Regions from separate parts of the Homo sapiens genome. Here all the other regions are linked to region 2. The links are chromatin contacts, found by Hi-C in ENCODE. All regions are on one chromosome and are shown on one strand. The core of a region is the stretch at or near the end of the contact, and the rest is flanking DNA. Distances in the headings are between cores, read along the strand shown.

The links. Hi-C counts contacts between places; a loop is a spot of excess contacts on that map. Pooled maps may share reads with other maps.
Region 1: a loop to region 2 is called in a map of B cell, with 31 times the contacts of the local background. The contact joins the promoter of EXOC4 here to the promoter of AKR1B1 in region 2. A Hi-C loop is called at or near these places in 5 of 168 maps with a recorded cell type or tissue (B cell, CD8-positive, alpha-beta T cell, ascending aorta and 1 more), 2 of 37 single-sample maps with no recorded cell type and 17 of 50 pooled maps.
Region 3: a map of B cell shows a loop between it and region 2 (34-fold over the local background). The contact joins the promoter of CHCHD3 here to the promoter of AKR1B1 in region 2. A Hi-C loop is called at or near these places in 4 of 168 maps with a recorded cell type or tissue (B cell, CD4-positive, alpha-beta T cell and naive thymus-derived CD4-positive, alpha-beta T cell) and 11 of 50 pooled maps.
Region 4: a map of B cell shows a loop between it and region 2 (27-fold over the local background). The contact joins the promoter of CNOT4 here to the promoter of AKR1B1 in region 2. A Hi-C loop is called at or near these places in 7 of 168 maps with a recorded cell type or tissue (B cell, CD4-positive, alpha-beta memory T cell, CD8-positive, alpha-beta T cell and 3 more), 1 of 37 single-sample maps with no recorded cell type and 14 of 50 pooled maps.
Region 5: a map of B cell shows a loop between it and region 2 (17-fold over the local background). The contact joins the promoter of NUP205 here to the promoter of AKR1B1 in region 2. A Hi-C loop is called at or near these places in 5 of 168 maps with a recorded cell type or tissue (B cell, CD4-positive, alpha-beta T cell, CD8-positive, alpha-beta T cell and 1 more), 1 of 37 single-sample maps with no recorded cell type and 11 of 50 pooled maps.

What each region holds. Positions count from the first base shown.
Region 1 is chr7:133,248,354-133,254,386 of GRCh38, reverse strand. It overlaps EXOC4 (exocyst complex component 4), which reads right to left and starts at 1,309. Exons shown (of 18, transcript NM_021807.4): 1 at 1,200-1,309. The coding sequence starts at 1,285. RefSeq lists enhancers at 1,223-1,282, 1,493-1,542.
Region 2 is chr7:134,455,770-134,461,401 of GRCh38, reverse strand. AKR1B1 (aldo-keto reductase family 1 member B) reads left to right here and starts at 2,302. Exons shown (of 10, transcript NM_001628.4): 1 at 2,302-2,405. The coding sequence starts at 2,340. RefSeq lists a silencer at 2,503-2,692.
Region 3 is chr7:133,077,278-133,083,429 of GRCh38, reverse strand. CHCHD3 (coiled-coil-helix-coiled-coil-helix domain containing 3) reads left to right here and starts at 1,340. Exons shown (of 8, transcript NM_017812.4): 1 at 1,340-1,573. The coding sequence starts at 1,493. It also overlaps the pseudogene RNU6-92P. RefSeq lists enhancers at 1,058-1,167, 1,378-1,557, 973-1,607.
Region 4 is chr7:135,506,878-135,512,423 of GRCh38, reverse strand. CNOT4 (CCR4-NOT transcription complex subunit 4) reads left to right here and starts at 2,322. Exons shown (of 12, transcript NM_001190850.2): 1 at 2,322-2,535. RefSeq lists enhancers at 1,627-1,796, 1,947-2,066, 1,442-2,346, 2,377-2,576, 2,347-3,252 and a silencer at 2,137-2,376.
Region 5 is chr7:135,553,511-135,559,270 of GRCh38, reverse strand. It overlaps NUP205 (nucleoporin 205), which reads right to left and starts at 1,354. Exons shown (of 43, transcript NM_015135.3): 1 at 1,299-1,354. The coding sequence starts at 1,326. RefSeq lists enhancers at 644-763, 834-893, 954-1,003, 1,384-1,513.

The DNA.
Region 1 (6,033 bases), core at 60-2,559, 1.2 Mb after region 2:
GCCTATAGATTCACAATACAACAGCACTTCCTCTGTATGGCCTACCAAGTATATTAAGCATTTCCACACAGAGATGTTTTTCTCTTAAGCCCAAAAGAAAATTAAAGTAATGATTTAATAGGCCATAATCTTAAAGCCTCCTAAATAAGACCCATAAGATGTGTCTTTGTCAGTGAGTGGTAAGCTGTTCTAATGGTTTGATACATGCATTCATTGAAGTGCTTAGTACCTACCAGATAATGTTGGGCCCTGGGTTTTGAAAAGATGATCAATACATTCCAGAAAACTTGCAAGAACTCAAACAAAAGTTTAGTATAGGTGGGGAAAAATAGAGTGTTTGTTTATGAAAAATAAACGAGTTGAAATTCAAATGCCAACAACGTAAAAAACGTGCCATAATAAATTTTATTTAGATTGGTTTTAGTCAGTACCTGCATCATATCCAAGATTCTTGAAAGGGTTCCCCCATCCTCAATATATTTCGCTTTTTTAAAAAAAAGCTCCTAAAAGATCCACCGCTCCCACTCCACCCCCACCCTAATCTTCTGGGAGGTGCAGAGGGGCAGTGCATGGAGGATAATTTGAAATTGGTTTGGTTCTGTTTTTTAAGGAATGGACCAGAATGCGGAGGCAGGGCAAAAAATTGAAAACCGATGTGTGCCTTCAAACCCAGTCCTCCTACCAGCTCACTGCAGATTCTTGTATTTGTGGCTGTGGCCACGCACAGGTGGTTGAAAGTATCCAGAGTGTGAAAACACAAATCTGCAACTCGTGACAGGAATCTCCGGACTCCAAGGCCTTACACCCCAAAGTCCAGGAAACAAGACGCCTTTCTCAGTGAGTGCTGCTACAGGCAAACAATAAACAAGCATTTTAGGAATCAATAAACACACCTTTACACCTGGTTTTCTCTACCAAACCCAAATAGCGTGCTTTGGGGTCCCGAGACTGTAATAGAAGGTGCTGCCCCTAAAGAAAAGACTGAGGCGGGGCTCCTCTCTCTATAGCTAACCCCAGAAAAAAAAGGTGGAGGGGGAATTGCTGGGGCCCTGGGGAGGGGTTAGAGCCCTGGGGAGGGGCTGCGGGAGGCAAGGAGGAAAGGGGAGAGCAGGGTGGGACCCAGCTAACCCTTCTCCCTTCCAAAGCGGAGGTCGAGCCGCTGCCCCCAGTCCCCAGACCCTGCCTCCTGCCTCCCTCACCTGATCACAGAGATGAGCAGCCCCGAGGGGTCTTTGCTTTTGCTGACTGTGCTTCTGTATTTCCCACCAGCTGCTTCTGCCGCCATCTTGGACGCGGGGAGAGCCGCTAGGCTCCAAGGAAGCCAAGGGTGCGTAAATTCTGTATTTGACCCCGCAGGAGTCTCCACCAATGGGTGAAGAGAATTCCAGAGGCGCGGAAGTGGAAAATCCAATCACTGAAGTGAGGAGGCGGGACTAAGGGAGCAAGTTTTGAGGCCACGACGCGCGTGTTCTCTCTAAGCACTCTGGGAGTCGTAGTTTTCCTTCTCCGTCTCCTGGGCGCGCAGGAAAGCTAAACCAGCTGCAACTTCCTAAGTCTTGTAATGAGTGTCTTCATTTATCTTTATTCTGACTTCCAGCTTTTTTCAGTTTCCTTGCTTTTAGAATTTTGTCAGGCTTTAAATCAAATTTATCTGATGATGCCAAAATGTGTTAGGGTTTGTATTTAAATGAAAGAGGGGTTCTCTGCCGGATGTCTATGTGCGAAGTTTTTGCCTTAAGTGCAAGTGATTTTTTAAAAAATCCAATAAAATACGAAAATGAATATAAGCAGAAATGCTTTTCTTTAGTATTCTGTAAAACTAATGTTTCTACATTAGGTTTATGTGGAGTTCAATTTTTCCCAATGTTCCTATATTTCCAGATAGTTCTAAAACCACACGTACAGGAATAAATGAATATTGATGAAGAAAAGACAGTATAAGCTAAAAACAAACAGACCACACTGCAGATTCCTTTTTTTTTTTTTTCAAGCTAAATGAAATACTTAGTAGTAATGCACATTTGTGTTAATACTTTTACCGGTAAGTTTTTAGTATTTCCTGCATTTGGTTCCGTTGGCTTAGTCATTAATTCATAAGACCAAATGAACAAAACAAAACAAAAAAGACCAGAATGTGCGTGGAAAGTGGTTAGACTGAGGAACAAGAATAATAATAATTTAAAAGTAAGGAAGGAGGTGGCCTGCTCAGTAGCAATAAAGATTGAAGAACTTAAAGGAATAGAAAGCAAACTAACTCAGAGGTCATGGAGTTGTGAGCAGCAAGCTCAGAACACATCAATTACTTTTATTAAATAGACATCGAGCTGGTAGAAGTTCACATTTTTAAAAATTAGTTGAAGATAACACACACACACACACACACACGATAACTTAAAAGTATTCATAACCTTTGGCCCAATAATTCCAGTTCTAGGGACTTTGTTCCTAAAGAAATATAGAGTATTGACATTTTTTAAATAACACAGAAGAATTAAATAAATTATGTAACATTCAAATGAGGAAATAACATATAGCTTCTGGAAATCATAATTTTAATGGCTTTTAAAGAAAATAAGATTTTTGGGCCAAGTGTGATGGCTCACACCTGTAATCCCAACACTTTTTGAGAGGCAGAGCCGAGCAGACCACTTGAGGCCAGGAGTTTAAGACAAGCCTGGCCAACATGGTGAAACTCCGTCTCTACTAAAAATGCAAAAGTTAGCCGGACCGTGGTGGTGTGTGCCTGTAATCCCAGCTGCTTGGGAGGCTGAGGCATGAGAATTGCTTGAACCTAGAAGGCGGAGGCTGCAGTGAGCCAAGATCGTTCCACTGCACACTGCACGCCAGCCTGGGCAACAGAGGGAAACTCTGTCTCAAAAAAAAAAAAAAAAAAAAGATTTTTATGGTATAAGTACAAAAACTGGGCTATAAAATTAAATAATTCATAGAGAAAGGGAGAGGCAGTTGGGCCTAGTGGTTAAGAATGCAGGACAGGCCGGGCGCCGGGTGGCTCATGCCTGTAATCCCAGCACTTTGGGAGGCCGAGGCGGGCGGATCACGAGGTCAGGAGATCAAGACCATCCTGGCTAACACGGTGAAACCCTGTATCTACTAAAAAAAAATACAAAAAATTAGCCGGGCGTGTTGGCGGGCGCCTGTAGTCCCAGCTACTCGGGAGCCTGAGTCAGGAGAATGGCGTGAACCCGGGAGGTGGAGCTTGCAGTGAGTCGAGATCGCGCCACTGCACTCCAGCCTGGGCGACAGAGCAAGACTCTGTCTCAAAAAAAAAAAAAAAAAAAAAAAAGAATGTAGGACATAGGATAAAAAGTGTGTGATCATCTCAACTGTTGCAGAAAAAAGCTTTGTCAAAATCCAAAACACTCTTACAATAAAAACACTCAGAAAACTAGGGATAAAAGGGAACTTCTTATAGGCTATAAAGGGTACTTATGAACAACCCACAGCAATCATCATAGTCGATGAAAAACTGAAAGCCTTCCCACTAATATTAGACACAAAAAAAGGATAACCATTTTTTTGCCACTTCTATTCAACAAAGTACTGCAAGTTATAGCCAGAGCAATGAGGCAAGAACATGAATAAGTCATCCAGATTGGAAAGGAAGAAATAAAACAATATCTATTTTTGGATGATATGATCTTATATATAGAATATCCTAGAGAATACACACAAAAAACTATTAGAGCTAATAAAATATTCAGCAAAGTTGCAGAATACAAAATCAATAGCAACAGAAAATCAGTGGTATTTCTGTAAACTGGCAATAAACTATCCAAAAAGGAAATTTACACAACAATTCCATTTCCAATAGCAGCAAAAAGAATAAAATGCCTACGAATAAACTTAGCCATGAAAGTGAAAGACTGCTACACTGAAAGCTACAAAACATTGCTGCAAGAAATACAAGAAGACTCAAATAAATGGAAAGACATCCATGTTCATGGGTTGGAAAACTCAATATTGTTAAGATGGCCAAACTCCCAAAGCTATCTACAAATTCAATGTAATTCCGATAAAAATTCACTAGGCTTTTTGTGCAGAAACAGAAAAACTGATCCTGAAATTCATACGGAAATTAAAAGAGCCCCAAATAGCCAAAGCAATCTTGGAAAAAAAAAAAAATCAATGTGGAGGTCTCACACTTCCTGATTTCAAAACTTACTAAAAATCCGCAGTAATCAAAATAGCATGGTACTTGCATAAAAATAAACACATAGATAAATATAGTAGAATAAGCCATACAGAAATAAGCCTATTCATCTATGATCAATTGATTTTCTTTTTTTTTTTTTTTAGACGAAGTCTCTTTCTGTCACCCAGGCTGGAGTGCAGTGGCTCAATCTCAGCTCACTGTAACCTCTGACTCCCAGGTTCAAGCAATTCTTGTGCCTCAGCCTTCCAAGTAGTAGACACGGGGTTTTGCCATGTTGGCCAGGCTGTTCTTGAACTCCTGACCTCAGGTGATCTGCCCACCTCAGCCTCCCAAAGTGCTGGGATTACAGGCATGACCCACCGCACCCAAACAGTCAATTGATTTTCAACAAAGCTGACAGTACCATTCAATAAGGAAAGAATAGTCTCCTCAATAGATGGTGTTGAAAACTGGATAAGCATAAGCAAAAAAGTGAAGATGGACCCTACCTCATACAATATGCAAAAATTAACTAAAAGTGGATCAAAGACCTAAATATGAGATAAAACTCTTAGAACAAAATACAAGGGTAAATTTTCATGATTCTTAGCTATGACATCAAAAGCATAAGCAACAAAAGAAAAAATAGGTATATTGGGCTTTATTAAAATTAAAAACCCTCATACATCAAAGTACACTTTTCAAGAAAGTGAAAAGACAGGCACAGGATGGGAGAGAATAAAAGCAAATCACATACAGTATCTGGTAAGAGTTCTGTATCTAGACTATGTGAAGAACTCTTACAACTCAACACAAAAGGAAATAAAAATTAAAACCTAGGCAATGGATGTGAATAGACATTTCTCCAAAGAAGATACACAAATGGCCAAAAAGCACATAAAAAGATGCTCGACATCATTAATCATTATAGGAAAATGCAAAACCATAATGAGATACCACTTCACACCCACTAGGTTGGTTACAATTTTTTTAATGGAAAATAAATGTTGGCAAGTATGTGGAGAAACTGGAACCCTTGTACATTTATTTTGGGAATGTGAAATGGTTCAGCCATTGCAGAAAACAATTTGGTGGTTCCTTAAAAAACTAAACATAAAGTTACCATATGACCCAGCAATTCCGCTCATAGGTATATGCACAAGAGAATTGAAAACAAGTGTTCGGAAAATAACTTGTATACAAACATTCATAAAAGCACCATTCAAAATAGCCTAAAGGTGGAAGCAGTCCAAATGTTTAACAATGAATGAACTGCAACAATATGACTGTATCAGTGTGGTATAAACAAAATGTGCTATATCCATACAATGTAATATTATTCACACATAAAAATGAAAAAAGTACTGATATATGCTACAATATTGATAAATCTTGAAATCATGCTAACAGAAAAAAGCCAGACACAAAAGGCCATATTGTGTATAACCCCATTTATCTGAAATATCCAGAACAGACAAATTCATAGAGACAGAAAGCAGATCAGTGGTTGCCAAGGGCTGCAGGGCAGGAAGAAATGAGGAATGACTGCTCAATGGATACAGAGTTTCATTTTGGAGTGATGAAATGTTCTGGAACTACAGTCAATGGTTGCATAGCTTGTGAATGTATTAAAGGTCAGTAAATTATAAACTTTAAAGTAGTCAAAAGTCATAAATTTTATGTTATGTGTTTTTCACCACACCTTAAAAAAAAATGCAGTTTGTGTAGCAGGATGGCCTAGATTCAATCCCAGCTTTCCACTTCCTGGCTAGATTACCTAGGACAAGTTACTTAACTTTACTCTGCCTCAGTTTCTTTATCTGTAAAGCAGGTGGTCATTGTACTTCACATAGAGAGTTATTGTAAGAATATGTGAGATA
Region 2 (5,632 bases), core at 1,053-3,552:
TGCTATTGTTGGATATTTACAGTTTTACTTTAAGTATACAGCATTTTAAAAATACATACGCATATGTGTATATCTGTGTGCAGGCCTGGGACTAAGGGAAGGCAAGTGCCAAGGACATAAATGTAAAAAAGCTCCTACCTTCTGGCATGAAAATTTGTACCTGTGTACCTCATTTGTCTTACCTTGGTCCCAGCCCAGCCCTATACCTAGTGTGTGTGTGTGTGTGTGTGTGTGTGTGTGTGTGTGTGTGTGTGTGTGTTTTCCTTTTAAATTATTTCCTTAGGAAAAATTCCCATGATGGGAGATTACTGGTTCAGAGCATGTTAAGATTCCAATTACTAGAGTGTTTCTCAGGAGGATTCCATTGAAGGTTTTTTTCCCTTTTTCAAACAAAATTTTGATATGTATACTTATCAAAAGATGGGAGATCAAAAATCTTGAGATCAAAAATTTTGGTATGTGTACATTTTACAAAGATTACAGAGGCAATGGGGGATGTTAGGGGGCTATCACAATAGCATGTCCCAACTAGAGTGCTATTGTTGCTATAGAAATTCCACTGATACAACTTTTCATGTCTGCATGGCCCAGCCAAAATATTCTGGGTTTATTTATTTATTTTACAGACAGGGTCTTGCTATGTTGTCCAGGCTGGTCTCTAACTCCTGGGCTCAAGCAGTCATCCCACCTCAGCCTCCTGAGAAGCTGAGACTACAGGTATCACTCCAGCTTTAGACACAGTTATAACTTCATGCAATCAAGCTGTATACTCAATTATTATCAAACCAACAACAAAGCCTCTGATATTGAGTCCATGTCCCTAACAGACGACCCTTCTGTGTGTACCAACCTGGCCACTCAAGGTGTATCATTTTCACAAGAGATTAGCTCTTTGGATTTGGACCCAGGAGGTTCAATTGGCAGAGCAACCTCCAAGTCAAGAGGACTCTCATGGAGGAAGGAACTTGCTGTTTTACACAAAGCAAGTTCCCAGCTTTAGGCTCAAGTTCAAATTCTATTACTTGGGGACAAATGAATTTGCCCAATAGCAACAATTTTTACAAAAGTTACATGGAAAAATATCTGGGCTAGTCTGTTCTGTATAAATTTTTCCAGGAGGGAGCACTTTTAAAGAAAGCACCAAATGGAAAATCACCGGCATGGAGTTTAGAGAGACCTGGTGCTTGAGTCACTACCAGGCAGATGGAGTTCCCAATCTTGCATAATTAGGGGAAAGATCGGAGGGTGATGGAGCAGAAAGAGCAGTTGGGGTGAGGTAGAGTATCATGAAGAGAGGTTGTTGGAAAGAAACCAAAATTGTCTTCAAGGATCTTCAAGTGACTTTTCTTAGGCTATCTTGGAAAAATGTGTGTTTCTACCTGCCAATTAGGGTGATCAATTTACTATTTTGTACCTTCTAATTTGAAATACTGGAAGCTACAATATTAGAGTCAACTTTTTCTTCTGTGGTTTTCTGTCTGTTCACTTTTCTTCCTCTAGAGAGTTTTGATAAGTTACTGTACTGGAACTTACTGCTTTGATAGAGTCTCACTTTCCAAAGACTGATGAAATTTGTCTTACTGATTCTGAATGGACAGCCTTACTTTCCAAATTCTTCTGAGAGTTCTGGATCAAGCCCATCAAGGCTTTCTAACCTCAAGAACATCAAAGGATGCTGGCTTTTGGTGGAAGGCTTGCTGAACCACACCTAGTATGCACAGACACAGCTAACACCTAGAGTGGGGTGCAAAGAGAGATCTAGAAGGCTACAAAAAGTCTGGGCAAACCCATATTTTGTGAAGGTGCTTTGCAAAAGGATTGCAAGCCATTTTTCTGGCATGCACCTTTGTCTAAGAACAAAGTGCGGTAAACTATATGTGTAGTCAGTATGATTCACATAGATTAAGGACAAGGTATTCGTCAGATTCCCAAAGAGCATCAAACTGGGGTTGGACAACAAAGGCATTCTTCTGGGCTCTTAATGAAACCAAAACTTATTTCTAGTCTATGTATTTATGGGATGCCTGTTATTTTCGCTAAAGCATTCGCTTTCCCACCAGATACAGCAGCTGAGGAACTCCTTTCTGCCACGCGGGGCGCGGGCGAGCGTTGGGGGCGGAAAGAATCCGCTGCCACTAGGACCAGGCGGAAGAAGCATCCCCGCCGACCCTTGGGGAAGGCCGCCGCGGCACCCCCAGCGCAACCAATCAGAAGGCTCCTTCGCGCAGCGGCGCGCCAACCGCAGGCGCCCTTTCTGCCGACCTCACGGGCTATTTAAAGGTACGCGCCGCGGCCAAGGCCGCACCGTACTGGGCGGGGGTCTGGGGAGCGCAGCAGCCATGGCAAGCCGTCTCCTGCTCAACAACGGCGCCAAGATGCCCATCCTGGGGTTGGGTACCTGGAAGGTAGGTGCTCGTGGGGGCGCGGGCCCGGGGCTCGCCTCACACTCTCCGCGCGGCCTGTATTGGCGAGGGACCCCGAGTGACCCTGAGCAGCTCGCCCCGCGGACGCCCGGCGTGCTGGGAGCCACGCGCGGGCTTGCAGGGTCCCCAGCGGGCTGGGGTCGGCCTTGCAGAGACCGGGGGCCTTGGCTCCCCGGGTTGGCCCTGGGCGTCAGGGCAGCATCCTGCGAGTGGGGTTTGGGAGCAGCTCACGGGAGCCCCCGCCCTACCGCGGGCAACCCTTGATGGGCGGCCCACCAGTCCGCATTTTGGGTCCTAGCGGGCGCCCCAAGCGGCACAACGCGAGAGGGAGGCGGGGAAAGTGGGCTTCACAGACCGGTGGACCTCGGGCGCAGACAGGGACGTGGAGCCGTCGGCAAGGTGTGGGAGCGCAGACCCAGCCTCCTTTCCCTCGAGGCACCTGTAGCCCGGTTGCCTCACTTGTAAATAGTTGGTCTCAATCGTTTCGATTCTTGCCCTCCCTGAGGAATAAGCATCTCAAGCCGGTAGAGGGCAGAGAATTAGGTGGCGCGAGTTTGCCCGGACCCAGCTGTTAACAAGGCGCAGTGCGGAGCTCCTCGGCCAGGCGCCGCCTCGGGGTGCCCTGGGTCTGGAACTCGGGAGAAAAATCTGGGCACCCCGTAGCTAGTTGATAATTCAGGAGGCGCCAAGGTTAGCATTTTCCCTGTAAAACCTCAACACCACACAGCGTCCCCGAGAAGTGCCTAGCCGGATGAGAATGACAATAGGACATGAAACATCATAGGATATGAAAAATGATAATATGATATGAAAAACCAAAAATAATAGCCTGAGCCTGATTATCTGAAAATTGAGCAACAAAGGTGGTGGTATGGGAGCTGAGGCAAAACCTAGAATTTTTAACCTTCTAAGTATTGCATATTATATTCCACAGCCATAACCTGGGTTTCTCAGTTTCTGTTTTTGTTGTTTGCTTGTTTGTTTGTGACAGGGTCTCGTTGCCCAAGCTGGGGTGCAGTGGCACAATCATGGTTCATTGCAGCCTGGAACTCCTGGGCTCAAGTGATCCTCCTGCCTCAGCACTGCGGGTAGCTGGGACTACAGGCGCTCACCACCACACCTGGCTAATCTTTTTTCTTCCCCGCAGAGACAGTCTCCGCTTGTTGCTTAGGGTGATCTCCAATTCCTGGGCTCAAAGCGCTCCTCCCACCTCGCCTCCCAAAGCTACAGGTGTGAACCATCTGGCAGGCCCACGTCCCAGGTTTTTCTCTTAAAATTTGAATATGGGCCTGGGCGTTGGATATTTACACACAGACAAGGGAAGAAAACAACAGAAAGAACTGAGTGAACTGTGAGATGTTTGAAATAGGACAGAAGAGTTTACATGTACCCTAAAACCTGCTGTTGAAAATTAGTAAATATAAGGTAAGAAAAAGGTCATTTGCATCAGGGAGAGTGTTTCTTGGCCAGAATGATCAGGGTACGTGATTTGTTTCCTCCAAAAACTCCAGTGGTGTCTCTAAGGTTGTAATTGAATTACAACCATGACACCAAGCTAATTTCCATCTGTTGCATGTTATGCTCTTGGAATGGATGCAGAAGGATGCTTTCTTGGCAATAGCAAATACTTTCTAAGCATGATGCAACGCACAGATATATACATGTAACTGGAATAAAAATTACTTAACAGTACTTAACCTATGTAGGCTGCATTTCAATATTTTTTTCTATTCCATTTTTCCAAAAATTATTGTCATACCTCCAGAAGCTAGTTTTGTGACCCATCATTTGAAAATCACTACTCTAGGGTAAATAAGGAGTAAAAGTTTATTTTTTTTTTTTTGAGACAGGGGCTCAGTGTCACCCAGGCTGGAGTGCAGTGGCATGATCATGATTCACTGTAGCCTTAACCTCTTGGGCTCAAGTGGTCCTCATACCTCAGCCTCCCAAGTAGCTGGGACCACAGGTGTGTGCCACCACACTCGGGTAGTTTGTTTTTAATTTTTTGTAGAGACAGGTTTCCCTATGTTGTCCAGGCTGAGGAGTAAAAGTTTATGAAAGAGGGTTTCAGATTATTCACTTGAGCACTCAATGCCCCAAAAAGCTATGTATTTGTTTAAGATAACATCACATCATAACATCTGTACATTTAGGTTATGCATTCCAGTAGACAGAGTTCATTGAGAAATTGGATAATGTCTGCTTCATTCATTACTATTTCTAGCACTTCTCACAGTGCCTGGCAAATATAGGAGTAGGTATCCAAAAGTTATGTGTTGAATTCATATGAAGAAGTAAAACGACTTTAGAGATAGCTGTATGGTGAAAACGCCCACTTGTATTCCTGTGGATGAGGAGATCAGGTTGGTGTAGAATTGTACGGTGGGGGCAGCGGGGAATGGTGGGTCAAAGTAATGGTATAAGGATGGACTTGGAATCAACTTCCTTTTTTTTTTTAATGACTTAAAACCTTTCCCTGGGGCCGGGCGCGGTGGCTCACACCTGTAACCCCAGCACTTTGGGAGGCAGAGGCGGGCAGATCATGAGGTCAGAAGATAGAGACCGTCCTGGCTAACATGGTGAAACCCCGTCTCTACTAAAAATACAAAAAATTAGCCCGGCATCGTGGCACGCACCTGTAGTCCCAGCTACTTGGGAGGCTGAGGCAGGAAAATCGCTTGAACCCCAGATGTGGAGGTTGCAGTGAGCCGAGGTCCCGCCACTGCACTCCAGCCTGGGCGATGGAGCAAGACTCCATCTAAAAAAACAACCAAACAAAAAAACCTTTCCCTTGTATGTGTGTATGTATTCTTTCACAGATGCTCGACAGAAGATGTGATCCTTTGCCTGTCTTTGTGACAGCTGGAGGAGGCCCTGCAGGCAGGTGCAGTTCCTTATTCTCCTGGGTCTTCCCATGCCGTAGCGGCTGTGTTGTACCTTTCAGACCCTCAGCAGGGCTCTGGTAGTCTCTACTCTTGAAGGTCCTCAAACTCCATTCTCTTCTCAGGTGAGGGTTTCAGGCAGATGGGGAGACCATCTCTGCCCCAGACCCATGTGGCTTGGACAGGGTTTCTTTCTGGCAGTCTTGCCTTCTACATTGGATAGTAAACAATTACACCTGTAATCCCAGCACTTTGGAAGGCCAAGGCGGGTGGATCACCTGAGGTCAGGAGTTCGAGACCAGCTGGCCAACATGGTGAAACCCCCTC
Region 3 (6,152 bases), core at 91-2,590, 1.4 Mb after region 2:
AAGATGTGAAGGTGGAAGACAGTGATATTGATGATCCTGACCCCGTGTAGGTCTAGGCTAATGTGTGTGTGTTTGTCTTAATTTTTAACAAAAATGTTTAAAAAGTAAAAAGTAAATAATTTCAAAAATAGAAAAAGCTTATAGACTAAGTATATAAAGAAAGAAATATTTTTGTACAGCTATATAGTGTGTTTGTGTTTTAAGCTAAGTGTTATTAAAGAGTCAAAAAGTCACAAAAAAAGAAGTTTATAAGTTTAAAAAGTTACAGTAAGCTAAGGTCAATTTATTCTTGAAGAATGAAAATATATGAAAATAAATTTAGTGTTGCCTAAGTGCACAGTGTTGATAAAAGGTACAGTACTGCATAGTTGCGTCCCAGGCCTTCACATTCAACTCCCCACTCACTCACTGACTCACTCAGGGCAACTTCCAGTCCTGTAAGCTCCATTCATGGTAAGTGCCCTATAGAAGCATACCATTTTTTATCTTTGATTTTTTTTTTAATGGAATGCTTCAGAAATTCATGTGTCAACCTTGCTCAGGGGCTGTGCTAATCTCTGTATTGTTCAAATTGTCCTAGATGTGTTGCCAAAGCAATCACTTTTACACTGTTTTTGCTGTAGCTTTTCTATGTTTACATATATTTGTACACACAAATACCACTGTGTTACAATTGCCTACAGTATTTAGTACAGTGACATGCTGTACATCTTTGCAGCCTGGGAGCAATAGGTTACACCAAGTAGCCCAGGTGTGTAGTAGGCTACACCATCTGGGTTTGTGTAAGTACACTCTATGATGTTTGCACAACCACAGATATCACAGGGTCACCTAACGAGGCATTTCTCAGAAGTAGTCTTCATTAAGCTACCCTACGACTGTAATGAAACGCTAAGTTTTGAGCCAGGAATTTGTGTATAGAACACTAGGAATGGCTTCATTAGTATCATGCATCTTTTTCATTAAACTGTGAGTCCCTTTGAGAGAAAGATTGTGTCTCTGAACTTAGTGGCCTAAATTTCTAGAATTATGTCTTCAAAAAGTTGCCCAGTTAGGCGTCTCTGGGGAGTCAAAACCACAACTCCCAGAATGCCGTGCTCCCTTAGCGCGCTCAGGCGCGGGGAGAGAATGTCCCATCACCCACCGCGCCAGATCGAGACCACAGTTCCCACTACACCCAGGGACTCCGCGGAAAGCTATCAAACACCACCTGTTGCCATAGCATCCGGGTCGGGTGAACCAATCCGGGCGCCCTCGCCGAACAGAGGCGGGCAGTTCGCATCGCCGACCAACCTGAGGCGTTTTTGTTGTGGCGCGTGACCGGAGGAGGCGGGAGCTCAGGACCGGCGCCTTCTCCTTGCTTCTGGGGGTCGTGGCCTTGCTCCCGCTGTGCGGGAAAAGAATCCAGGCCCTTCCACGCGCGTGTGGGTGCGGGGGCCCCGAAGTGCTCGTGGTTCCCCGCTAGGTCTCCGCTGGGGCAGGAACCGGAATCATGGGTGGGACCACCAGCACCCGCCGGGTCACCTTCGAGGCGGACGAGAATGAGAACATCACCGTGGTGAAGGGCATCCGGGTGAGTGCCCGTGGACGGGCGGAGGGCCAGTGGTTGGACTCGGACCCCAAGGCCCCATCTTCTCCGGACCCGCTCAGCCTGGGTTTCTCCCGTCCTGGACCCTAGCGTATTAAGGCCAGAAGCCCAGGTGTCTGGGAAGAAGCCTAGAGTTTCAAGACGTGGGACATTCATTCAGAGATAGTTCCTGGTTGTGCCAAGTGCTAGGCACTGCTGGGGCGGGCGGGGAATGCCAGGTTGAATTATACCCTGCAAGGGCTCACAGTCTACTCGTAACTGTACTGCTCCCTTGTTGCAGGACCGTATTTGAAACCCATACCTCGGTGTACTTGTCTGTGAAATGGTTTTCCTGGGTTCAGGACCCAAACCCTGCTTTTCCACTGTGCACACCCTGTCTCCCAGGGTGAATTGGCATTTTAAGGATTGCCTTTGCTTTGTGTCATTTAGTGCTCTCCCTCTGATAACACCCCCTCCTCCCACCCACTCCCCACACCCTGTCATCCTCCCTCCCAGCCCCACAGTCTTTTCTGACCTGCCTGGGGCGGCTTCTGGCTTCTCCCTGCTTCACTTTCACTTGATATCTCCTCTTTCCCAGGCGCCTCCTCTGTGACCTGCTGCGCCGAAGTTTTGGATTAGGCCCAGTTGCTTCAGGACTAGTGTCTGCCAGTCTGATAGGGGCTGAGATGGGTTTGCAGTTTTTCATACCAGTAGAAGTAATGTAGTCATTTCTGACCAACGTTGTAGAGCACTTTTTTTTTAATGCCCTTTGCATGCACCTGATACATAAACTGAAAACCTGGTTTTTCTCTAGGGTGTCAGTATACCAGCACTAACTTCATTAACACACTCTCCGCTGCGCCTGAATTTGGAGCCTCACATTTTTGGACGTATGATGCCTGAACCTAGTAAATAAAGCAATTTTGACTTCAGAAAGTTTTATAATAATTTATATATTTTTTTCTGTTATCAACCAGCGTAAATAAATTACATTTGTAAATTATTTTTAACAGTTGTTACCAGGAAATAAAACTTCTTAAATATTTAAAATGTTTAAAAACTTTTTCTTCTGAAACTGTTACCTTGAGAATAATTTATTAAACTTTTCTTCATAGAAACTCAGACTGTCGAACTCAGTTTTTGGTCTGTGACCAGTATTTCTTTATATCATGCTAATTAATGGTAGTACTACATTTTGTAATAAAATATCTGAGGCTGTATTCTTTGAGTTATTGTGTTTCAGTTAGTACTCTTTGGAGTAAAAAATTACTGTAAACTTTAAGTTTTATGCAGAGATTTTAAGACTCTTGCCATTAGGCTTTCAGTACGCAACTCAGAGTGAAAAATAATTAAAAGACAAAGCAAAATAAGTTTTGAGTGAGAAGACATTGGTTAGAAAAAAATGTATAAATCCATATTCTCGTGCTTTAGTACAGACACAGTGCTAACAGCAAACAAAATCGAAAGAGAATGTGGCCACAGCACAGAGATTCATATCAAGTATTAGATAAGGTTGGATGGAATAACTGTGACAGCAGGGATAGGTATTCTATTAAAATGGAAAAATTGTCTAAAAAACCTTTTTAAGATTTTTGTTTTTTAAAAAGAAATGTCCTTTGGTCATATAACTTGACAGCATTCCTCATTTTTTTCCTTTCTTATATAGTACATTTTACCTGTATTGCTAACAGTTCAAGCATGATCATTTTTACCTCTATGCTTTTCTTCAGAATATACCCTTCACCTGGAATGCCCTTGCGCTGGTCTCCATTGCTTCAAATCCTCCTTTTACATGAATGTTTTGCAATCTCTCTGAGCTTCAGTTTTCCCATCTGCAAAATAATGCAACTGAGTACATCCCTCAGATCTCTAATATTTTCCAGTCCTGAAATCCTGTGAGTCTGGTGGCACTGTAAGTTTCTTGTAGCCATACTTAGCCCATTGCAGTTTCCTCTAGAAGTGACATCCATTGAAGTATTGAGTACACAGAGGTCATTCTGATTTCTTTGAGCTCATGATCAAAAGAGTATCAACTTGAAATTAAACAGACCTCAGTTTAAATCTCAGGTTAGATATTTATTACTTAACCTGATTGCCTGTGTGATTTTTGTCTGGGTCTTTTGTAGATGTTTTTCAGTTGATCTTAGTATTTTTCTTGGCTTGAATTAAGCAGACATCAGTTTAAATCGCAGGTTAGTTATTTATTAGCCTGTGGCCTTTGACAATTGACTTCTTTTATTTCCTTATCCATAAACGGTAATACCATCACTTCCCTTGATTGGTTATTGTAAGAAGATGAGGTAAGGTATGTAAAGCACCTGGCACATTGTAGATTTTCATTAAAAAGGCAGCCATTATTATGATAGGGTTCCTTTCACATGCAAAGTTTTAAGATTCTTTGAAAGTGCTGTGCTGTGTAGTGGAAAGAGCATGTGCCTTGGAACCAAGCAGACCTGGGTTGGATTCTATCTCTGCCTCTCACTAGCGGTGTCGCTCTGGACAAGTCACTTTTCATTGTGTTTCCGTATTTAGTATTTCTGGACAAAGCCTACTTTGAGAATTTGACATAATGTATATCTAGCACAGTGTCTTGTACTTTGACAGTGTTTGCACTTGTGAATAATAGCTGTTATTAGAGCTGTTCAAAAGAATGGATATGTGAACTTAAGTGAACTTCAAATTTTAATAAAAATAAGAGCATGTTGTGCCCCAACAGGTGTACCTAAAAGGGTATGGACTGGGAAATGGGAGTCTTACATTCTGCCCTAATTGAGGGTGTTTTTTTGTCTAGGTCTGTTGTAGATGGTTTTTATTTCTTTATATTTTTCTTGGCTTTAAATAGTCACTTTGTTCCCTTCTGAGACATGGGGAAGGATAAGAAACCGCATTCTCAGTATGTCCATAAGCCATTGTTTTTAGCTTAGTTTGTTAGAACATGGTGCCGATGAGGCACCAAACTTCAGTTTTGAACTGCAGTTAGGTTAGTTCAGCTTGGCTGAAGAAAACGTTCCAACTTTGACCAGTTGTCTAGCATTTATGTCATTGGTTGTAAGAAATGAAAGTTTACCAAGCTTACTAATTCAACAGAGGCAGTCACTGCTGGAAAGCTAATTCTGTGTTCTGTTACACTGTTAAAGATAGTACAGACGGTCTCCTGTTAGGATGGTTCGACTTAGGATTTTTTGACAGTGGTGTGGAAGTGACAAGCGTTCAGTAAACTCAGCTTCTGGCATTACCTTCAGCAAAATCCGTTGTAAACCAAGGAGCATCTATAATTTCATCTTCCTTTATTTTTTTCATATAATGACTTGGGTTCATTCCCTTAATATAAATATGTTGGCAATTATGAGGTTTTTTTGAGTTGGAGTCTCCCTGTGTTGCCCAAGCTGGTCTCAACTCCTGGGCTCAAGCTATCCTCCTGCCCCAGCCTCTGGGACTACGGGCATGTGCCGCTCCACCAGGCTCAGTCATCATTTATCTTAATGTATAAAGAATAACATTTAGTGAACAACATAAGGCTTTTGGTAACTATGCTGAATATTTATTTATTTATTTGAGACGAGTCTTGCTCTGTCACCCAGGCTGGAGGGCAGTGGCATGATCTCAGCTTGCTGCAACCTCTGCCTCCCAGGTTCAAGTGATTCTCCTGCTTCAGCCTCCTGAGTAGCCAGGATTATAGGCCTGTGCCACCATGCCCTGCTAACTTTTTTGTATGTTTAGTAGAGGGGGGTTTCACCATGTTGGCCAGGCTGGTCTCAAACTCCTGACCTCAAGTGATCTACCCACCTCAGCCTCCCAAAGTGCTGGGATTACAGGTGTGAGCCTCCACACCTGGCTGAATTTATTAATAGATTGTGTTTCTCTATATTGTTGAGGTCCTTAATAGCAATGAAAGGACCTACTTCAAATTTTAAGTTTAAAATTTCTTCTCACCTACCAGGTGTTATTTTTCATGGTATTGTAGGGTCTTGTTTTTTCCCTTTATCCTTAGCAACTGATAGCTTTTCTTCCCTCTTCTGTAAAAGTAACCTATATTTTTACACCTGATTCCAACTTTGAATCTGAAACTACTCTTATGGATTGGATGAGAGGTCACTCTTTTGCCTTGCCCTCTTCTCAAGGCTAAAATAAATTCCTAGAGAGGAAAGACCAAGCATTTTCATTACTCATATTACATGTGGTTGATAGGATTTTTGTGAGCACCTGCTGTGCCTGCTTGGAAAGTGTGCTTACAACTCTATCTTTCGCAAGTTTATCTGAAACATCAAAGCTGTGAGTGAACTCTTCTGGAGCAAATGTCAACTTCAATGAGTATCATTTTCAAAGATATATTTATCATGCTTTCCAGACATAAACGAATGTCCGCAGCTGGGCTTTAAAGTTGCAAGCTGAAATTCACAGGAGCCAGTTATGGCAGTATGGATACTTAATATGGAACGTAACTCATGCTTTGGGAAGTGTTGGCAGTTGAGAGACCGTAAATGAAGAGATTACTTAATATGCGGTATTACTGAGGATTCTGAAGAGAGTATGTTATCAGAGACTACAAATTCGGTCAGCCCTTGGGAGTGTTGAGGAATGTTGT
Region 4 (5,546 bases), core at 1,073-3,572, 1.1 Mb before region 2:
AAAACTGGCAATGTAGTATAGTAAAAGGAGTACTGGCCTGAGATGGTAGTGACTCTTACAATTGGTGACCTAGGAACTGTCACCTCCTTACTGTCAGTCTCAATACAGGGGTGGCATTGCCCCCTAGTGTTGGATATTTTATTTATAAGTGCTAGCAAACCATGACTTGACTGTATTTCTAGAATGGTCATGCTGAGCATTTATATATTGAAATACAATTTTATTATAAAATATTTTCTTCATATCATTTATATTATAAATAGCACATCATTTTGATTTCAGATGAAATCATGTATATAGGTAGTTTATATACCTATGAATTTCATTTTAGGCTAACAAAGAGCATATTATAAAAACATTTATTAAAAAAAGGAATGTTGGGTAAGATAAGGTTGCCACTGGATTAGGTGATGCTTAAGATCCCTTCCAGTTTTTACTGTGATGATTCTAATCTTTCATAATGGGAAGGCTTCTTTTTATTTTGTTCTTTTCATTACTTTGTTTATATACTACTATAGAATCAGTAATATATACAAGAACAATAAACACATTTTTAAATAAAAATGTCAACCATATTGAATGTTTAGGCATTTAATTACCTAAAGGGAAATCCAAATAATTTCCCAAGTTTCCTTGCTAGGTAATCATTTCATGATTCTATAATTTCAAACTTTGGGTAAAATGTGACTTCACTACATATTTTAATTTTTACCCAAGTAACTGTTGTCTCTAGGTTTATAGTGAGGAAACTGAAACACAGAAAACCAATGTACCAAAAGAATGAGGCCGGGTGCCCTGGCTCACGTCTGTAATCCCAGTACTTTGGGAGGCCGAGGCAGGCAGATTACCTGAGGTCAGGAGTTCGAGACCAGGCTGACCAACATGGTGAAACCCTGTCTCTACTAAAAATATAAAAATTAGCCTGGCGTGGTGGCACGTGCCTGTAATCCCAGCTACTCGGGAGGCTGAGGCAGGAGAATCACTTGAATCCGGCAGGCGGAGGTCGCAGTGAGCCGAGATCGCGCCACTGCACTCCAGCCTGGGTGACAGAGCTAGACTCCGTCTCAAAAAAAAAAAAAAAGAAAAAACAATGAATTGAGGGCTTATTATGAAATTAAGTTCGTAAATTTAAAACTGCAACCTCTTTCCCTACTCCCCTTCCCTGCTTTAAGTTTTTAAAATCGGTTATGACATACTATGCATTTTAATCACGTATTTTTAAAATAATGCCTCTTCTCTCCTCTTCCTCATCCCAACACATCACTAGAATAGGGACAGGGAATTTTTTCTATTTTGCTCACCATTGTATTCTCAATATATAGAAGAGTACCCGGCAGCTAGGAGGAGCTCATTGAGTATTTGCTGTATGAGTGGGTGAAGAATACATGCAATAAGCAAAAGTTACTGCTTCGAGCGCCACTTCCACCAGAGTTCTGGGATGCAAACGGGGCGACCAGTACATTGACTGACTTTTGTGACTGATGATTCCTCAGTGCTCGTAGGGATTGTGGCTGCATTTATTGTTCTTGGGGATGTGCCGATGTGTGTAGTTTGTAAACTTGCACACAGCTGTGCTGGCTGGACACCGAACTAACACTAATTTGCACCGAGGTCCGCAAATTCTCAAATTCACACCAACAGAAGCACGTTATTGTAAGTGCACGGGTGTTCCGTTCTCTTGGGTAATCTGCACAGAACAATTTAGTGTATGTCTTCACTGGTGATTTTACAGTGAAGAAGGGATCAAGGGTGGTGGCCCCAAATGCGCAAGGACAGGGAAATGAATTAAACAGGCGCCTGTTTCCTCCTTGTTCGCAAACAGACGCCAAGTCTGTATCAAATTCTCACCCTGGATCAAATCCCGCGCTCTTCGTACCCACAACCTGCCTCCACCTCCACCCCGCCCCCTTTAGATATCCCTGGTGGGCGGGGCAGAGAATAAACATTCCGGGCTCCCCGAAAAACTGTTTAGCCTCGCCCCAGTCTTGGGGTAGCACATTTCCGCAAACACCGAGGACACGGAATCACTAGTGAAAACCGCCGACCAAATGACATTGAAGCAGCACACGCGTGCAGAGAAGGAAGCAAAACACGAAGAAAGGCATCAGTCCAGCAGCCACGTGAGGTGGGCGATCCCCTCCGCCCTCTGAGAGAGGACTTCAACTCCCGGCGTGCCCCTGGGAGGTTACCCTCCGAGGACTTCAACTCCCAGGGTGCTGCGGGAGCGGCCACCGCAACCTCCCACTCAGCCGCCCGCCGCTCCTCCCGCCCCTCCCCCGCCCCTCCTGGCCGGATCAGCGTGCGCCTGCGCACGGGAGGCCGGAGGAGTCTTACCCTAATGTAAGATGGTGGCCCGTCTGGCTGTGGAACCCACCGAAAGCTGAGAGTCTCTCTCTCAGCCGTAAAGGTCGGACTCGCTGAAGCAATCAGGCCCGGTTCTGAAGAGTTTTTTCCCCGACGCTCGTTCGGTGGTTTCTTGTGAGGACGCGGCAGCCCGTGGAGTCGGCTGAGGGAAAAGCGAGGCAAGGCAGGCGGGTGAGTCTATGCGGGGCTGGGCTTAGGGGAAACCCGGGGCTGACCGGCTACGAGAGAGCGGAGGCTTCGCTGGGACTGTACAGGCCGCACCCCCCTTTCTCCCCACCCCCCGCCTCATCTTCACCCTCCTCCTCCTTGGTCTTCTTCCTCCTCCTCCTCTTCCTCCCTCTCCCCTTTACGCCACAGCAGTTACCATAAGGAAAAGGGAGCGGGTCAGAAGGCAGCGCGGCGGCAAGCAGCGACTCTCCTTCGAGAATTTCTTTAATTGGGGAGCCGAGGCGGCTTTTGGTCTCCAGCTTTTCCCCCTGCATTTTCACCGGGGCAGGATTCTTAGGTCTCAGCCCTCCTTGTTTCCCCAATCCCCTGTTCCCTGTCTGACGTCCTTTCCCTCTGGCCCCCGTCTCCCAAGACCAAAGCCATCACTTCCACTCTGATCCGTGTTGGCTGCTGCTGCTCATTAATCCCACTGCTCATTGCCCACTCGTCCTGCTGCTTGTTTTTTTGCTCCACTGCTACCACTCTGGAGTTAGCCTTTGCCCCCCTCTGGTGCTTGCAATCAGCCCACAGTGTATCTGCCACACTAGAGCTGCTTCCGATTTGCAGTCTTTCCTTCCACCACATCTGTCATCTTAAAGCTGCCCCTTAAGTATCTAGATTATGCTCCTCCTGCTAACCCACCTGTTTCTCAGCCTTCTTGAGAATTGTCCGTTCCTTCCCTCTTTCCTGTACAGATCCTTTCAATATACACTTCCAGAAAAAGGGAAGCCCCGTGGTGGCCCTTGAAAAGTAAAAGGAAGTTGGGAAGTGAATGAAGTGAGGTAGGATACTATTAAACGTTATGAGTGAAGATCTTTTATTCAGGCTACTCCGGAGAGGACCGTTTTCGTTTTGCTTTCTGTGATCTATTTGTCGCTTATTCGCTCTGTTGTGTTAGGACTTGGCTTTTTTTCTTTTTTTTCGTTTTGGACCGGTTTTATCATGCTACTAAGCGTTCTTTGGATTGCCTCTCCCCAGGACACTTAGTGTGGGCCCTGATTTATACCAATAAATATTAACCCCAGCATTACAAAATAAGATAAATCTGGCGCACATACAGAATTCATCTGTGAACTCCGCTAGCAAATATAAGTGATATTTTGATTACATGTGGGTTATGTGTGGGTTCTGTATTGAGGCTTGATTTTTGACTGAGTTTTATTGATGTTCAGCTTAATTGATGACATTTTATTTATGATTTGAGTGGAAATTTCCTCTCCAGTTAATATCAGATTTTCTTCTTATTTTTGGATTTGGGAAGTTCTCTTGACATTTCTAGGATGATAGTTATCAGAATAAATTGTCTTGTCTTGAAAATCCATTAGTTATGTATGCAAAAGAAAAATCGACATTTTTATATAAACCTAAGTTCCTCGTATTTTTCTCATAGAAAAGAAGGGGGCTGGGAAAAGAATGACAAAGCTGTGCACATACATGCATTTGGTGGAACTCACTGTCATTGTTATCTACAGTAAAAAGCAGAAAACTGGAAGCAAGAGGTGGCTTATGATGTCCATGTTTTGGTGAAAGCAAAATTAAGATGTACTGACTAATGGTAAAATGGGAAGAAGCAGCCCTGGCTATAATCAGACCACTGTGAGATAAAGAATTACCAGAAAAGCAACCAAGATTACATAGTTCAAATACATACATCCCAAGTTTAAACATGACTTACATGACATTGTATTCTTAAGATATATGTAAAAATGTTTAAAATCAGTGACAGTCTCATGTGGCAGTCCATTACTGGGTTATTGTAATTTTTACAAATTTTACCTGTAAAATTTGGAATCTTAACATTTGGCATTATGTTCACTTGATTGTGATAAATGGTCTGTTTTACCAAATGTAAACTAAGGTTAGAAAAGCTGTTTATAAAACTTTTTTCTTTCAGCCACTTAAGCCCCAATTTGGGGGACCAAATAAATACCTACTCTTAGAACTGCAAGCAATTTATATAGCAAACTTTGTGCTAAGTTACAAGTTGAGTTTTGGGTTTTTTTTAATCACTTACATTTAGTTTATCAGTAGGAGTGTATTTAATAGTTGATCTTTAACTCTAAAAAATATACTTTTTGTTGTAATACACTGGTGGAGAAGCTTTCCACTTTTAAAAATCCTAACACAGGTTTAGAAACTCTTGGCAGTCATACTTGGCTGAATTGTAAGCAGTGAGTTCTAGGAGAGGATTGTTTGTCTGGTAGAAGGGAGTAAGTGATTTTAATACATCTTTTTTTTTAAAAAAAGGTATTTGTCTCACGAAATATTTTCTCAAGTAATTCTTTCCCCTCCATAATTTTTGCCCGCAGTTACTGAATTCTTCATTTCAGCCCTCTGAAGTCAAAAGGAATTTACTTTTGTATCTTTAGTACGTTTAAAGAAGATATCTAAAGTTCTTTAACATTTTGATAGGAAATAGGGAGCTGAGATTTCTAAATAGTTTTGCTTGGTTTTAGTTTTTTGATCTAACGTTATGAACACTGAAGCTTCATATTTTCATGGTTTCTTTTGATAATTTGGAATACTTTCTGCCAGGTTGAGTAGTTGAATTCTTGAGATCAATAGATTATTTCTGTAAGAAGGTTTTGAACATGAATCGCTTAAAGTTGGCCTATTATAAAATTAGGATGAGACAGTTATAATCAAATGACAAAGTGCAGAAAAATAAAATTGTTTTTGTAATGCCCTTCAACTTGAGTCTAAATGGGAGTACTAGCGATAACTTGCAACTCATTTGTTAAAGAAAGGGTGTTGCCAGTGGATGAACTCCTAGCTTTAGGGGAGTCTTATTTTAAAAATGATTTTGTGTGCTTTAAAGGAATGAAAAAATATCTTATCAGTTTAAGCAGTTTGGATTTAGAAATCTTCCCTTTTTTCACCTCCCTAATCTTGGCTTTAAAAGGAATCCATATTCTTCAGTTTAATAAATTTATCTTTTTGTTGTTTTGTATGAGAAAAATATTAAATTTTCTTTT
Region 5 (5,760 bases), core at 105-2,604, 1.1 Mb before region 2:
TTACTAACCTTCTAATATATACGTCTAATATCATAAAATGAATTAGGTTGTGCTTAAGCAGTAGCACTAAGTAGTTTAAGCACCTAAGACTGACTTAGATCATTAGATGTTTAACTCTGGGGACATTACGTAACTATTTGAAGCCTCTATTTCCAAATCTGTAAAACGGAGTATGTAACAGTAACTACTCCAAAGGTGTATAAACGGGAACTGAATGAGATAAGCACGATAATAAGTGCAATGCTGGGATATAGTATGTGTTCAGTAAACATAGCCTTCATTATAATTTATCATAGCTTTTCTGAAATGATTTGATTTACAAAACAGATTTAGACAACTTTTCAAGAATATCAGTCCTGTGGAAAATAGAACCAATACTTTAAAAAAGAGTCCTTTTAAGTGAGATTCTCACAAGCATTTACCACACAGATATACTCTTAATCTTGCCCGCGAACTTCAGAGCATCTCAATCGAGGCATTAACATTCTAGGCACCAAATTATTTTTCCGGACTGCTCTGACCATGAAGGACTTTCTGCATCCTTGCCCCGCCTACTATGCGACAGCAGTGTACCCCAGGAAATATGACAATCAAAATGCACTCACTCATTCAAACACCACTGGAGGGCGGTACGGCCCGAATTGAGAATCACCGAAAGAGGATCCACCCCAAATCTTCCAGAGTTCCTTTACTACCTTCTAGATTCAATTCCACCCCGAAAATCTACAGCTCCAAAGGTACAAGAACATCCAGGGCCTAACCACATCCGCAGGGTTAGAAGACGTCTGCTGAAGCCCCGCCACCCTCTTCCTGACCACCTTTCAGATGGCCGACTTCATAATAGGGAGTATTCGCTGCCTGCAAGATCTCCCACCCTATAAGGAACTCCGACGCCTACTTTCAGCCTCTGCTCATGGCTGGAAAATATCTCGGGTCCTCTGGCTTCACTGTGGAAGACCTGATGCGTATTCCAGCGAAATCGGGACCACAGACGCACAGTGAAACTTGGGGGTGAGGGGGACCAGACTCAGCCCTGGGCTGTGAGAGATTACACACCTGGGTCCAGCGGCCCAAGCCTCACTGCCTGGAATCTCAAACCCCAACTCGAGGGCTGGAGCCGCAGCACCGACGCGCGCCATTCAAACTGGGGAGGGGTGGGACTCTAGGCCCAGAATTAGGGAAAAGCAGGCACCGCACATAAGTGGGGTCCTAGACTCCGAGAAACCTCACGGTCTCGTCTCTCCATGAAGACCTGGTTATCGCTCAGCTCAATCGTCTTTCTGTCTGGCCACACTTACCCGAATTTACCGCCAAAGGCGTCGCCATCTTAGAGGCGCACTAACAGAGCCCTTCTGCCGCATGGAGGCCCCGGGAAAGGGTGAGGCTGACCTGAGCGAAGCCTGAACAAAAAGGCACCACACTGTCCCCTCCACGCTGGGCCGTCCCAGGCGTACAAAAGGCTCCAGAATCTGCTCTGGGTCACAAACATCAATTTTCATTGGGATTATTCCCATTCAAATAAGGCGAGGGCAACCACTTCAGAGACACGAGGTCCTCGATCCGACGTTCATCGTGTAGTGCATCCTGGGACTTGTAGTTTCTAATGATGAGTTGGTTAAGTGGAGAGGAAAAAGTAAAGTGGAATAGAAAAAGATATTCTGAGAGTAGTTATTAAAATGACGCCCATTTATGACATTATAAAAGCCGTAAATTCAAATCATTATCTCCGCTTCAAGTTAAATCTTCCTTACAGTGGGGAGTGAAGTAAGGTATGAAGTGTCTACACCTCAAAAAGCCACTGACCGGTTACAAACTAAGTTTCCGTGACATTTCAGTTTACCAAATATATTCTGTCAACATAGTTGCGTAGAGCGAAACAAATCATAATTTTTAATTATAAAATTTTCAAACGGATACAAAATTAGAATAGCAAACACTCAGCATCAATAACGTGGCCAATTTCCCACCACGGCAGCCCCAACCCACCCTTACCACCCCAACACCCTCCCCTCCCCACCCCCCGCCCCCGATTAGTTTGAAACAGATTCCAGACATATCGTTTCATAATCACCAAGTATTTTTCTACCTGAGCACCCAAAGTAGCTGAACTCTTTCTTCAGCTGTTAAATTTTAGTTTGCTGATTTTCAAACTAAAATGTAAATAATCATTGCTATTTACAGCTATGTATTAAGAAAAATTTTATAGCCATTATCTCATTTAATCCCTGCAAACCATTCTATTGGGAAAATGATATGATTATAACTATTTATGTCAGAGACGCTCCATGTGCCTTACAATCTCATTGTATTAACTCTCCATCATTCCCATTTCACTGTTGGAAATCAGAATCAAATAATTTAGACAAAAGCATAGAGTATGTTAAGAATATCCAGAACTGGCAGGGCGCAGTGGCTTATGCCTGTAATCCCAGCACTTTGGGAGGCCAAGGCAGGCGATCACTTAAGGTCAAGTGTTTGAGACCAGCCTGGCCAGGAAGGTGAAACCCCGTCTCTACTAAAAATACAAAAATTAGCCAGGCATGGCGGCACGCACCTGTAACCCCAGCTGTTCGGAAGGCTGAGGCAGGAGAATCCCTTGAACCCGGGAGGTGGAGGTTGCAGTGAGCTGAGATCATACCACTGCACTCCAGCCTAGGCAACAGAGTGAGTGAGACTCCATTTAAAAAAAAAAAGAATATCCAGAACAGAACATTTATTCTTTTGAACAAATAATATCAAGTGACACAATGTACATTAGGTTTGAAACACAAAAATCACTGGTGATTTTTTCTAAAAGTCATTGATATATAGAGACAAATGCCAAACTACGATTAAAGTGGTTTTAAGGAGTGAAGTGGGGAAGAGAGAAAGTAAACGCAAAGGAATTTTTCAAGAAGTTTATCATGAAACTGAGAAGAATACTGAGCAGGAACTTGACAGGAAGCGGCATTCAAAGATTTCTCTCTCAGCACAGCTATTACAAGCCTTTCCCTCTCCACATGCACTTTTTAAGCCCACACGCTTCCCTCTCAGTAGATAACTTTGCTTTCTATAAAGTAACTCTTTAAATTCCAGCAACTCCTCTTCACCTGTCATTACACTTTACAAGCATTCTCTCACAGGCTTCTTCAATTCGTAGCAATTGGGATATTGCCATCATAAGCCCCTCTAAAACTGCGCTTGGTATGTTTACCAGTTATCAGTCATCAAATTCCATGGGCACTTTTCTGAATTATGATAGTTATAGGCCGGGTGCAGTGGCGCACGCCGGTAATCCTAGCACTATGGGACGCTGAGGTGGGAGAATCACCTGAGGTCAAGAGTTCGAGACCAGCCTGGCCAACATGGTGAAACCTTGTCTCTACTAAAAATACAAAATTAGCTGGGCGTGGTGACAGGACTCCTGTAATCCCAGCTACTTGGGAGACTAAGGCAGGAGAATCGCTTGAACCCCAGAGGCAGAGGTTGCAGTGAGCCGAGATCGCACCATTGCACTCCAGCCTGGGTAACAGAGTAAAAACTCTGCCTCAAAAAAAAAAAAAGAAAAAGAAAAGAAAAAGAAAGAAACAAAATTATATTATCCTGTGGCTACTGGGGCACCAATGATACTGGTTTTCCTCCTCTTTCCAGTTCTTTTTTAGTGTTTTACGTGGACTTCTCTTCCTCTTCTACCCACTAAATCTAGCTCTTCCCCTATAGTCATCTCTAGTTTCTGTCCTTTTCATTCTACATGCTTTCTGTGGGACATCTTATGGTTTCTTACTACCACCTGCTTGCTGATGAATTCTGTGTTTGTATCTCTAGTCCAGTCCTCTCTCTTGAGCTTCATATTTGTAGAACCAACTCTCTACTTCATATCTGTATTGATTGCCACACAGGCGTTTCAAAACCAACATGTCTGAAACGTAAATGATCACTTTTCCCCTAAAACTCTGCCACCTGTATCCCCACCCAGTTGCCAAAATCGGAAACCTGGGATTCTTTCTGTATTCTTCCTTCAATTGTCAAATCCTGTTCATTCTACCTCACAAATATTTCTGGAACCCTTTTCCTCTTCTCTGCTTTCTATGCCATTGTTCAAGTCTCATCTTCTTAAACTTGGTATTTTGCAATAGCCTTCTCATTTGTCTTTCTTATTTCCATCTGATCTTCCTTTCATGGACTCCTAAGGTGATTTTTATTTTTTATTTTATTTTATTAATTTATTTCAAGACACAGTTTCACTCTGTCGCTGGAGTGCAGTGGTGCAATCTTGGCTCACTGCAGCCTCCACCTCCCGGGTTCAAGCGATTCTTGTGCCTCAGCCTCCTGAGTAGCTGGGATTACAGGGGCATTTCACCACACCCGGCTAATTTTTGTATTTTTAGTACATGGCGGGGGGCGGGGGTTTGCCATGTTAGCCAGGCTGGTCTCGAACTCTTAACCTCGGCTTCCCAAAACACTGAAATTACAGGCATGAGTCACTGTGCCCAGCCTGAAAGTGATTTTTAAATACAAAAAAACATGACCGGACACGGTGGCTCACGCCTGTAATCCTAGCACTTTGGGAGGCCAAGACAGGCAGATCACCTGAGGTCAGGAGTTCGAGACCAGCCTGACCAACATGGAGAAACCCCGTCTCTACTAAAAATACAAAATTAGCTGGGCGTGGTGGCACATGCCTATAATGCCAGCTACTCAGGAGGCTGAGGCAGGAGAATTGCTTGAACCCGGGAGGCAGAGGTTGCGGTGAGCCAAGATCACGCCATTGCACTCCACCCTGGGCAAGAAGAGTGAAACTCTGTCTCAAAAAAAAGGAAAAAAAAATATGGCCAGGCGCAGTGCCTCACACCTGTAATCCCAGCACTTTGGGAGGCCGAGGCGGGCAGATCACGAGGTCAGGAGATTGAGACCATCCTGGCTAACACGGTGAAACCCCATCTCTACTAAAAATACAAAAAATTAGCCAGGTATGGTAGAGGGCACCTGTAGTCCCAGCTACTCAGGAGGCTGAGGCAGGAGAATGGTGTCAACCAGGGAGGCGGAGATAGCAGTGAGCCGAGACCGCACCACTGCACTCCAGCCTGGGTGACAGAGTGAGATTCTGTCTCAAAAAAAAAAAAAAAAAAAAAAAAAAAAACACATGATGTGGTTGTTCTGATCAAAATTTCTCAATGATCTTCTATTACTAAGAGTTATTACTAAGAGTATCATTTAAAATCTTCTTAGCAAGGCACTCATGACACTTCCTGATATGGTTCAGCCTCGTTCTTCAGCCTTCCACACTCTTCCTCAAGAGCCCTTTACTCTAATCATTCTGAACTATTTGTTATCCCCAAATACAACATGCTTTCTTTTGCCATGTATCAATGTCTTTGCACCTGCTATTCTGTCCTCCTGGACTGCCCTTCCTTCCCTTCCTTATTCACCTGTGACCACCCACCAAGTTAACCTCCAAACATGATCTGCTCTCCAAGTCTCAGGGCCTGTGTTAATGCTGCCTTCATGATGCTGTCCTTGATCCCCTGCCCCATCAAATTCGGGTGTTTCTTTGCCTGCAGACCTATTGCACTTTTTCCCATCTTTATTACGTCCCAATGTGCTATGACAATTGTCTCCTCACTAAAACTGTTAGCTTCTTGTGGTAGATTGTTATTAAAAGGCCCTCAGTGAATCACAGGTCCCTGAATTGAAGCCATTGTGTAATCATCTGCCACATTGAATCTGGGTTGGCCTTCTGACTTGCTTGGACCAGGAGAATGCAGAGGAAGTGATGTTGGG